Linked DNA regions of Homo sapiens: regions 2 and 3 are each linked to region 1. The links are chromatin loops, found by intact Hi-C in ENCODE. Cell type or tissue: heart right ventricle. All regions are shown on one strand.

Region 1 (4,000 bases):
GATTCAACTCTTCTTGGCCCTTAACTTTCCTCAGGGAGGCAGGGGAGGCCAGAAGTCAAGAGAATAGATACGTGGCATTAGGCTTTCCCCATAAGAAAGGTTGAGCATGGTAGCCATGGAAGGATGTGTAGGTTGTTCACTGCTCAAGAGCATTGACTGTGGGGAAGAATGGGGCCGAAATGCAGCCCATACCCTGCTTGCCAAGCTGGGTACAAAATCACTCCTGCCAACAAGAAAAGGAGGAAAAGGACCTTTTAAAAAAATTTGCTGTTGACTTGGATGCTGAGGGCTACGTGGAGGGCCTGGACAATGAGGAGAGGATGAGGAGGAGGAGGAGGAGGAAGGAGAAGAGGAGGACATGAGTGCAGAAGAGGAGGATGAAGACGATTATAACAATGGAGAGGTAGATGATGAAGAAGATGAAGAAGACCTTGGTGAAGAAGAAAGGAGTCAGAAGTGAAAGCAGCTCAAAGATGAGGGAGAAGACGATGACCAAGTGGAATAACGTATTTTCAAAAATGCCTATTGTGATTTGTGTTTTTACCCATATCCCCTCTACCCTCATAATCCTGCCCCCAAAACTTTTTTTTTTGTTGTTGAGACAGGATCTTGTTCTGGCACCCAGGCTGGAGTGCAGTGGCGTGATCACAGCTCACTGCAACCTCCGTCTCCCGGGTTCAAGCCATCCTCCTGCCTCAGCCTCTTGAGTAGCTGGGACTACAGGTGCATGCCACCACACCTGGCTAATTTTTGTGTTTTTTGTAGAGATAGGGTTTTGCCATGTTGCCCAGGACGGTCTTGAACTCCTGGGCTCAAGTGATCCCCCCACCTTGGCCTCCCAAAGTGCTGGGATTACAGGCATGAGCCACTGTGACCTGCTCCAAAACTTATTTTTTTCTTATTGTAACATAGCTGTGTGAACAAGAAGGGAAAGGTGTACTGGGGGTTGTTGGAGGAGGGAAAGTGTGGGGGAAATAAAATACTATTTTTATTGTCAAAAAATTTGCATAAAGGAGACTTATGGGCCAAGAGAGGTCCTGGTTGAAGGAAGGAAAACATTTTGCTTTGCAGGGAGGATGAGTCTTTAGTAGAAAACAAAACAACAACAACAACAAAACATCCCCCAAACCAGCAAAAATGCCCATTTTAGCAAATTGCCCTATTATGTGTGTAGTTTTTAAGTAGATTTTCATATATAAGAGAGACAAGGAAAGAGGCGAGCGGACAGCTGTGATGAAAGAGCCCAAGGAACCCCCCCAATAAGGCACCATCTCAGAGAAGGCACTTCTTTGGGGGTCACTCAGTGAGACCTGGGAAGGTGAGCGGAAGGGGCCTCTTCTGCAGATGGTGGCCTGGAGGAGAAGACCCTTTTCCACTGCACCGAGACGATCAGCGGGAAGAATGAGTGGGTGTGTATTCATTATCTATTGCTGTATGAAAAACTACCCTACAGTGTAGCTGCTTAGGAAATACATTTATTGTTTCTGTGAGTCAGGAATCCAGGCACATTTAGCTGGGCCCTCTGGCTCAGGATCTCTCCCAGATTGCAATCAAGGTATGCGCCAGGGCTGCAGTCATCTCCTGGCTCTGCCGGGAGGAGCTGCGTCCAAGCTGACTCACGTAGTTGTTGGCAGGGTTCTGTTTTCTGTGAGCTGTGGGACTGGGGACCTTAGTTCCCCATGGGCTGTTGTTTTGCAGGCCACCCTCAGTTTCTTGCCACGTGGGCCTCTCCATAGGGCAGCTCACAACATGACCACTGTCTTCTCTCAGCATGAGCCAGAAAGAAAATCAAGAGAGGGATAGCAAGATGGGAGTCATGATCTTTCTATAGCTTCGTCTCAAAAGTGATATCCCATCCCTTTAGAAGGGAGTCAACTTGGGGCCGGGCGCAGTGGCTCACTCCTGTAATCCCAGCACTTTGGGAGGCCAAGGCAGGCAGATCACGAGGTCAGGAAATCGAGACCATCTTGGCCAACACGGTGAAACCCCGTCTCTACTAAAAATACAAAAAATTAGCCCGGCTTGGTGGCGGGCGCCTGTAGTCCCAGCTACTCTGGAGGCTGAGGCAGGAGAATGGCGTGAACCCAGGAGGCGGGGCTTGCAGTGAGCCGAGATCGTGCCACTGCACTCCAGCCTGGGCGACAGAGCGAGACTCCGTCTCAAACAAAACAAAACAAAACAAAACAAAAAATACAAACAATTAGCTGGGCGTGGTGGCACACACCTGTAATCCCAGCTACTTGGGAGGCTGAGGCAGGAGAATTGCTTGAACCCGGGAGGCAGAGGTTGCAGTGAACTGAGATCATGCCACTGTACTCCAGCCTGGGTGACAGAGCAAGACTCCGTCTCAAAAAATAAAATAAAATAAAACAATAAAAAATAAAAGAAGGGAGCCACTTAGTCCTGGCCTCCATAGTGTGGGTGGCTGAAGGAACGTGAAGATAAATGTCTCTGAAGACAAGAAGGTGAGATAATTAAGAGACTTAGGTTTTGGATGGGTCACCTACACAAATGAAGTGACCCAGAATGCTGAGGGAACCAGGGTGGAGGTAAACTGGGAGGTGGGTGCTAAAACTTCTAGGGTGGGAGAGAGAGTGACACCAGGTGTTGAAATTACAGAAGGGACCATTTCTGGCAACACAGCAGACCAGATATCCTATAAAAGTCTTCCATTACAGAACACCTACACATCAGGAGCTCAAAAACAGATATATTCTTTAAATGTCTAGCCAACATTTTGGAAAAGTGTGGGAAATCCCTCAGGGCCAAAACCAGAGGGAGTTGGACACCAGAGTGATAAGCAGACACTGAAGGCAAGGCCAACCTCAGGGCTTGGCTCAATATTCTAGAACTTTACCCTTGTTCTCAAGTCTCCGTGTGGACAGGGGATGAGGGTTACCTGGTTTCTGCTCCTTTGACTATGGCATAGACTCTGTAGATGTCTGTAATTGACCGGGAGGTATGTAGATGACTGTATCAAGTTATCCTCCTGACCGGGCGCAGTGGTTCATGCCTGTAATCCCAGCACTTTGGGAGGTCAAGACAAGGAAGGAGGTGAGCTGACAGATGTGCTGGAAGAGCACAAGGAACCCACCAGTCAGGCATGATCTCGGAGAGGGCGCTTGTTTGGGGGTTACTCAGTGAGACCTGGGAAGGAGAGAAGGGACCTTTTCTGCAGACGGTGGCCTGGAGAAGAAGCTCTTTTTCCACTGAAACAGGAGGAATGGCGGGAAGGATGAATGGATATGTGTATTAATTATCTATTGCTGCATGACAAATACGGATCACTCAAGTCCAGGAGTTTGAGACCAGGCTGGGCAACATGATGAAACCCTGTCTCTACCAAAAAATACGAACATTAGCTGGACATGGTGGTGGGTGCCTGTAATCCCAGCTAGTCAGGAGGGTGAGGCAGGAGGATCACCTGAGCCTGGGAAAGTCGAGGCTGCAGTGAGCCATGATCACGCCACTGCACTCCAGCCTGGGTGACAGAGTGAGAACCCTGTTCCCCTCCCCACCCCTCAAAAAGGAAAGAAAGTTATCCTGCCCTTGCCTAGACTTAGATGAACCCAGTCTATTTTTTGCAGTTATACATGGGGATGGCAAAAGGCAGAATCCTGGGCATTGGCATGAAGGCCTTGGGTCTTAATGCCTAAGTGAGTCACATAAACCCTGGACAAAAGGCTGTACCGTCAATATGAGGAAAAGCTAGAAAAAAAGACCTATCACTCTCATAAAAATTCATAACCATAGTCCACACCCTCACATAGATTTGGCACTAGAATTTATACCACCTGTTTAGGTCTGTAAATGCCAAGCCAAACTAATAATTGAAAGTGGTTCTAGTTGGAGAACTGTGGGGCACCCAGCACAATTCAGAGCAAATCGTTTTGGAAATAGAATCTCAGCCCAGGTTTCCTGCAATTCCCATACATTGCTCAACTAAACATGAGTTCAGAAGTCAAAATTACAAAATACCCTAGGAAACACGCCACTAGGA
Region 2 (4,000 bases), 190 kb after region 1:
GTTTTCTTTCCCCTCATCCTCCTTTCTCAAATTAGAAATGTGTATATCCTAAAGTTTAGCTTTTGATGGGAGGCCTTTCCAGAAGATGATGTCACATGGCTGGATCTGGCCTTTGTCGATGAGCTAGATGAGCTAGATGTGCTAGATGTGCATATTAGTATTTGTGCTGAGAATCAAAGCTTTCTAATAACAGAGACCTTTCTCACTATGACCAAAGAGAGCCCTTCCACTCTGGGCCTGTTGTTGAAGAAAGAAAGTCAGTGCAGATTCATAGGCTTACTCATTGGAGGTGTTTGAAATTTTCACTCGCTTTTGTACTGGGGTTTATAGAAAGGGGAAGGAGGAATGAGTCAAGAATGCCAAATACCTCATTAGCATTAAGAGGCTGGGCACGGTGGCTCATGTCTAATTTTGGGAGGCTAACGTGGGTGAATCCCTTGAGGTCAGGAGTTCGAGACTAGCCTAGCCAACATGGCGAAGCCCTATCTTTACTAAAAATACAAAATCCAGATGGGCATGCTAGCGCACGCCTGTAATTCCAGCTGCTCGGGAGGCTGAGGCAGGAGAATCGCTTGAACCCAGGAGGCAGAAGTTGCACTGAGCTGAGATCGCGCCACTGCACTCCAGCCTGGGAGACAGAGCGAGACTCCATCTCAAAAAATAATAATAAAAAGAATGCTAAATACCTTGCTAGCATTAAAAAAAATCATACTTCCACAATAAGTAAGATAGTAGGCCTTCTAGGAAATAATAATATCATTTATGTATTAAAAATAATGGCAAAAACCACAATTACTTTTGCATCAACCTAATATAACTTAGAGATATGGAAAGTGCTTTTATTTTTTTTTAACTTTGTGCTGGATAACATGGGAGGGATTCACTGTGGACTGAATTTGTAGATTATGGCAAGTTATTACTATATTAGTGATTAAATGGCACTTTTTCAAATCCCTTTTAATTTGCATGGAGCAAAAAAAAAAAAAAACCATTATCATCCATGTGGTGTTACTTATCATTTGTTGAAATTTTCAGGATTCTGGGGTAATTAAGGGTTAAACATTGGTAGACTCTGCCAGGATGGCGTCTGAGTAGAGGAAAGGAGGAGACAAGGATTAACTGTACAGAATAAAAGCAAAAGAACTAAGTTTTTTAAACTTGAAAAAGAAACAGAATTGTGCAATCATTCATTTCTATGATCCACCCTCTCAGCAAAATAAACTGCAGCTATCACTTTCCAAACGATGAAGTGATACTTCTAAGTTTTTTCATGGTGTCCCAATATTTTTCAGAACATTAAAAAGAAATAGCGCTTCAGTCCTCTCAAAATGAACTGCATCCAACTCAAAGTCTTTTTTTCCTTAGGTTAATTAAGATTCTCCTCCTGCATGAGGAGAAAGAATTTGGTCTGGGCTCTATTTAAAGTCCATGCCATGTGTAACCTGAGTGCCACTGGCTAAAAGCCTCTCTCTCTGCATTTCTGCTCTTTTTCAATCCTCAGGTGCTTTGGCAAGTAAAATACGCCGGAGGGATACTCTTGCTATCAAACTTGGCAACAGACCATCTAAGAAAGAACTAGAGGACAAAAACATCTTGCAGCGTACATCTGAAGAAGAGAGGCAGGAAATCCGACAACAAATTGGAACCAAGTTAGTCAGGTAATTGCTAACATTTTAGGACAGTACTGACTAATTTGTATTTTTCTCCCTCCCAAAGCTTCCTACCTAACTGGGGTCATTGTGAATTCCTTATGTACAGATACATCTGGCCTACTGGGTCTTTTAAAGTTGGTCTTGCATGATGAAACACTCGAAGAACCTGTCCTTTGGCCCAGCTAGCCAGTGGCTTTGAGGTCACCAAAGCCTATTCCAGGAGTCAAAAACTTTTTTTTAAAGACCAGTTGGCAAACATTTCAGGCTTTGCTGGCCAGACAGTCTCTGTTGCAGCTACTCAACTGCGCTGCTGTAGCATAAAAGCAGCCATAAATAATAGATAAACAAATGAGTGTGGCCATGTTCCAATAAAACTTTATTTATTCATAAAGCTGGATTTGGCCTGCAGATCACAGTTTGCTCAACAATCCTGGCCTAATTTATGGACTCACTAGCATTCCTGGGAATGCCATGAGGTTCTGCCCTGTGGACTGTGAGACTGCAGAAATATTATTTGCCTTCAATGGTCTGCCTCCATCCAAGTCAGGTAGCCTTAACCCTCATATCTGAACATCCCTCTTCCAACTTCAAGTAAATGGATCATCTGACATCTCTTCCTGCCTCCAACCATTGTATAGGATTTTTGCTTTTGCCACTGGTGACTTTACAAGTCCCTTTAACTGGCAGTTTTAATAGAAGTGAGCATTCATGCCAGAGGTCTTATTTTTGATGATCAGTTTAAGCACATGTAAGAATTAGTTGTTCTGCTGACTTGTCTTACTCTGCATACACAACAGGGTGCATAACTGGGAGAAAGGAACTGTCTAGAATCCCAGAGCAGGATTTGGAGGTGGGGGGAAAATTGCTGTCCTTGCTTGGAAGTGGTATAACTGGAGGCAGGATTGGCATGGAGGCTGCTGACCATTTCTCCAGAGGAAGAGTAACCCCTAAGGCACCTCCTTACAGCTGAGTTGTGCAGAAAGGTGTCAGAGACAGCAGCTGTGGCATCTATCTGAAGGAAAAGCACAGCCTACCAGGGAACCTCGGGGGAGGCTTAGAGGGTCTCTCTGTTCTGTAAACCCTCTTGCGACTCTGGAAGAAATTTGGGAATGTTTACCAGTGGTCTCTCTCGCTCTCGTCTTCTTAATTCAGCCCTAACCTGTGACCATTTCTGGCTTCGGGAAAAAGCCAGCAGAAGCAAGAGGGACTAACGTGATTAATGGTATCGAGCTGGAAAAACCTACAGTTCTAAACTTGCCATCTTACCAAGGAAAAACAAGGGGCCTCTCTGAGGCCCAGAGAGATTAAGGAAATGTCTCAAGGACAGACATGCAGTTACTGAGTAGCAGAACCAGAATTAGAATTTCGCTCCTGGGCTCTCTGCCCAATTTTCTTTTGTATACTGTCTCCTGTTTTGTACTTTCTACTCTATGTAAGAGAGTATATGCTTCTAGGTTTTCTGATTGTTTTATTACTCTTGTTTATGTTTTACTATGAAGAAGAATGTAAATCATTGAATAATATTTGCATAAAATAATAATAGTGTTATCATAGTAAGGAGTAAAAAAGTGTGAAGTATCCTATACCCACCTCAATAAATGTCAAAGTAGCAGTAAAGAAAATTTTGTAAGTTTTTGTTAAAATCCTAAACAAACGAGGAGTTGTAATCCCAGCACTTTGGGAGGCCAAGGCAGGCAGATCACCTGAGGTCAGGAGTTCAAGACCGGCCTGGCCAACATGGCGAAATACCGTTTCTACTAAAAATACAAATATTAGCCAGCTATGATGACTGGCACCTGTAATCCCAGCTACTCAGGAGGCTGAGGCAGTAATTTTGGAGGCAGAGGTTGCAGTGAGCCGAGATTGTACCACTGCACACCAGCCTGGGCAACAGAGTGAGACTCCATCTCAAAAAAAATGTAAAAATAAATTTAAAAAATATATACTAAATATCTTACTATAGGGAGAAACCCTAAAGTCATTTCCTTTAAAAACAGAAGCAAAGAAAAATTCCTTAACCTTACTGTGCTAAAAGTCTGGTCACAATTATTTGTGGTGAAGAAAAGGTATAAATTGTAGGAAAGATATACTGTTATTATACATGGTTGTATACCTAGAAAGCTCTAAAAACTGACCCAAAATTGCTATATATAATGATTTCAGCAGGTTTGCTTGATGTAAGATTAACCTATAAAAATCAACATTATGTTTATATAACATTGTTACATAGAAGAAAATACAATGAAAAAGGGAGATTGCGTTCACGGCATAGCAACAACCGCATTTTAAATACTTAACTATTCACAGGCAGAAGTCCGTAGTCAGGTACCTAGCTAACATCCAGGCCG
Region 3 (4,000 bases), 270 kb after region 1:
TGAACTCCAAGGCTCAAGTGATCCTCCTACCTCAGCATCCCAAAGTGCTGGGATTATAGGCATGAGCCACTGCACCTGGCCCCCCAGGTCTTTTCTTATAACCCTCCAAATAGATGATAAAATAAATTGTATGTTTGTTTCTTGACTCAAAATGTTGCACAGAAATGTCTAGTGGAAGGAGCAATTGTTATTTATTTTTATTGCCCTTTTAAAAGCATGAATGTTTTCATTCCATTTTAATGTTACGTAGCACTCTGGTTTTGAAGCTGTACATTTCCTGTTTGTCAAGAATTCTTTGTCTTTTTCCCATCAGCCAAAATGTTCATGTGCCATCTGCCTCCTACTTGGAAAGCTGTACTCATTGTAATATTCCCATGCCTTATCCTTGGAAGGCTTACTGATTCCATTTTGTTTATAGATAGTGAAGAAAGTACTAATTCCATTTCGTTTATAGATAGACAATGAAGAAAGGCGAGCAGAACAGAGGAAGTATGGAGTGTTCTTTGATGACGACTATGACTACCTGCAGCACCTGAAGGAACCATCTGGGCCTTCAGAGCTTATTCCCTCAAGTACCTTCAGTGCACACAACAGGAGAGAGGAGAAAGAAGAAACGCTAGTAATTCCAGTAAGGCTTTTCAGCAATTTAATTGTGGGAGTGAGGTGAAGAAATCATTTTTGAATCAAGATATCTGTTTGGGGCAAGAAATGGTGTCCGTATGAAGAGCACAAAGATAGACCACGCCTCCACTTAAAATTATATATGTGTATGCATGTGTATACCATCAGGAGAGAATAGGTCACGTCTTCTCTGGTGGCAGGTGTCAACAGTAACAGCCTTTTTATAGGTTCAGAACTTTTGATTGATAGACATGGCCATGTTAGACAGCACTTTTCAATAGGAGAAAAGCAGCTGACATTCTACATGTTAACAACATAACTGTTTTCAGGATCATAAACTCTTGTTCTAAGATAGGACTTAACTTTTGTGGAATATTCAGATCTTTAACACTTTTGTAAAAGCTGCAGGCTACTCATAAGCAAACAGAATGAGTGGATGATAATAACATTCCTGTCTTGTAAACAAATGTTCGGTCCACTTTAATACCTTCTCTTTCAGGACAAATGATAGTACGTGTTTATAAGAAATTAGTGCTGTTAGTCTAAGTTCTGTTTTCTCCCCTGTTTATGTTAAGAATGCCCATGTTGTATGCCTCCGTGACCTTATTTTTAATTTGATGTAGAGTAAATTTTCCTGTGGGAAACTTTTATATCACCTAGCACTTTAAAAAAAGGAGACATTCATTAGGTTTATAAGCAAAAGGTAAGAGATAGAAAGGGCACCAGTTTACCCTGCTCCTCATTCCCCAATTCTGTCATGGTCTAGGCATTCCTTTCCTTGGGGAAGATGTGATTGTAGTTCTTATAGGCAATAGCTTGTTGCTTAAGGAGACTCAGAAAGGTTAGGTTTCAGGATACCATCCCAAAGAAAGGTAATAACTGCAGCTGCTCGTTCACTAAGTAGGTTGTGGCTCTTTTGTAACGCCCCAAATCCCACCACATCTCTGTCATAGAGAACCAACTTCTTTATTCCTTCTTCCTCAAGGCTTTATTGGTAGTAGGGACTTATTGGCTCACTTGCTTCTATAACCTATTGAAGGAGAGAAGGGGTTCCTTAGTGGCTCAACTTGTTTATCTAAGGGAGAAAATTCTTAGTAAAGTCTTGCCTGGCTTGTATTGACCAGTACAAGACTAACTTTTGTTGTTGTTGTTATTGTTGTTGAGACGGAGTTTTGCTCCTGTTGCCCAGGCTGGAGTGCAGTGGCACGATCTCGGCTCACCGCAACCTCCGCCTCCCGGGTTCAAGCGATTCTCCTGCCTCAGCCTCCCTAGAAGCTGGGATTGCAGGCATGTGGCACTGTGCCCGGCTAATTTTGTATTTTTAGTAGAGCCGGGGTTTCTCCGTGTTGGTCAGGCTGGTCTTGAACTCCCGACTTCAGGTGATCTGCCTGCCTCGGCCTCCCAAAGTGCTGGGATTACAGGCGTGAGCCACCGCGCCCGGTCGTATAAGACTAACTTTTAATCCTTAATTCATTTTGAGTAAAAGCAATCACTAATTGGCTTTTTAACAGGATAAGGCTCTTAAATGGACACTTCAGTGACCTTTGCAGGGACAGCTGAATTGTATTTAAAAACAGAAGTGTGGTTGGTTTTCTGAAGAGCTATGAAAAAATATGGATTAGTCCCATATACTTTTTTTACTTTAATTTGTAACACACCACCAAATTCGAGTAGATTAGAAATAATGAATAACCCCTAGAAACAGTGTAAGACAGTGTAAAAAGGCAGTATAGAAATGATTGATGCTTGAGCAGGCCCTGATTTTGACATGAAAGAAAGATGGTGGTGCTGTTGTGGAAAGTAGCTGGGCAAATGTCATGTAGTTGAGAACTACTGCAACCAATGAAAACACAGCACTCCTCTAAAAACAGAGTAATTTCTCTTTAAACTCTTAATCGTGTATGTGATTGACTACTTTTCAAGATTTGAAAAATATCTCACAAAGGTAAATTCATTTAACACAAACTGACCTTGTGTTTAACCCCAAACTTCTAAGGATAAATATCACAAAGGTACCTTTTTAAAAACCTAAAAGACTATGTAGATTTTACTACAATTTTAAGTAATTAATAATGTAATATCCTTAAAAAACATTAAATTGTACACTTTAGGTGAATTGTATGTGAATGATGTCTTAGTAAAGCTGTTTTCTTAAAAATATACTCTACAGCAAAATAACATCTTTGCCCATGTTTGTGCTACTGAGAAACTCATTTTGGAAGCCATAACATCTTGCTGTGTGTACACTGCCATATGTAGCCTTTACTCATGCTCCTCAGAGGCTTCCAATTCAGAGAGCTTTCTCAGTGAGCCAATGAGGATGCACATTCCAGCTTTGTGCCTCCTCCTGGGCTGAGGATAGGGCAGGTGGTGAGGTGCACAGAGATAAATAACACATGGCGGTTGTCCTCACGTTATGAACTGTTTGGTCAAGGAGAGGAAACAAGCATAAGAACCAGTCAGAGAATGTAGGCTAGCAAGCACATGTTTGAGTAGATTGCAGCGTGTGAAGAAGGCGGGAAGTTCACACAAAGGGAAGTTCTAGGACAGTGATCAGAAAGGGCTTCATGTCGGAGGGTAGGAACCGAGCTGGCCACCAAGTGGTGGGTACTGTTGACAGGAGAAGGAACATTTTCAGTCAGGCTGCCGAGACAGTGAGCACTGTGGTTCCGTGTCAGGCACATGCGCGCCAAGTAAAGTGTTTTGCATTATTACATGACTGAGGAATGAACTTGATTTGCATGGTCATATAGAATAACTGAGAAATTTGGATACACAGAGTAGGCCTTGATTTTATAGGTCCTTGAGAACCAGGGCCTTAAATACAGAGTGAAAAATTGAGACCTGTCAGAAACTCAAGAAGGTCACATGAAAAACTATTAAAGGAGCTTAATCTCGCCATGGGTATGAAGGTTGTAGTAGATATAGACTAGCTATATGAGCGGTTGCAGTCATTTATGTTTTGGTTAACTATAAATGAGGTGATGCCCCAAAGAATAGAGTGAAATCACTGTATGTAAGAGATTTCAAGGGGACATAGGACAGAGCAAAATGATTTATAACCACCCGAGGATTTAAGATTGCCAATTCATACAAGGGCTGTGCCATTACTAGAGATTAGGACATTATCTCTAGTTTAAGAGGAAAATGTTTAATTTTGGTTTGAAATTTCAGGCAAGTGGAGTTAAGAAACTCTGGGATTTGAATCCCAGAATCTCACTTACTGATCATTCTCAGGCAGGTGGGCCATTTAAACTTTCCTAGTTTTTGTTCTTTTGGTAAAACATGGTGATACCTCATGGGATCTGAGGGATAAATGGAATAATTTGCTAGAGAAGGCATTGTGATGTATTATAGAGAGTTACTTTTGGGTTTATGA

The links. A loop is a pair of places that touch in the nucleus more often than their neighbours do. Peaks named below come from ENCODE experiments on the same cell type or tissue, not always from the same donor. Only the 100,000 strongest peaks of a DNase experiment are listed, where the experiment ranks them.
Region 2: it touches region 1 in a loop (2.2-fold over the local background); 3 of 110 quality-filtered maps call a loop at or near these places.
Region 3: a loop joins it to region 1, with 3 times the contacts of the local background. A loop is called at or near these places in 63 of 110 quality-filtered maps.

The regions. Positions count from the first base shown.
Region 1 is chr6:143,578,324-143,582,323 of GRCh38, forward strand. It overlaps a transcript of PHACTR2 not described here. Among named protein-coding and RNA genes, the nearest start is that of PHACTR2-AS1, 11 kb to the left of the region's middle. In heart right ventricle, no CTCF peak of the experiment used is centred here; a DNase peak (open chromatin) is centred at 1,594.
Region 2 is chr6:143,772,558-143,776,557 of GRCh38, forward strand. PHACTR2 (phosphatase and actin regulator 2) reads left to right here. Exons shown (of 13, transcript NM_001100164.2): 8 at 1,502-1,658. Among named protein-coding and RNA genes, the nearest start is that of LTV1, 69 kb to the right of the region's middle. In heart right ventricle, no CTCF peak of the experiment used is centred here; no DNase peak of the experiment used is centred here; H3K27ac peaks cover 3,628 bases.
Region 3 is chr6:143,845,597-143,849,596 of GRCh38, forward strand. It overlaps LTV1 (LTV1 ribosome biogenesis factor), which reads left to right. Exons shown (of 11, transcript NM_032860.5): 3 at 455-628. Among named protein-coding and RNA genes, the nearest start is that of LTV1, 4.3 kb to the left of the region's middle. In heart right ventricle, no CTCF peak of the experiment used is centred here; no DNase peak of the experiment used is centred here.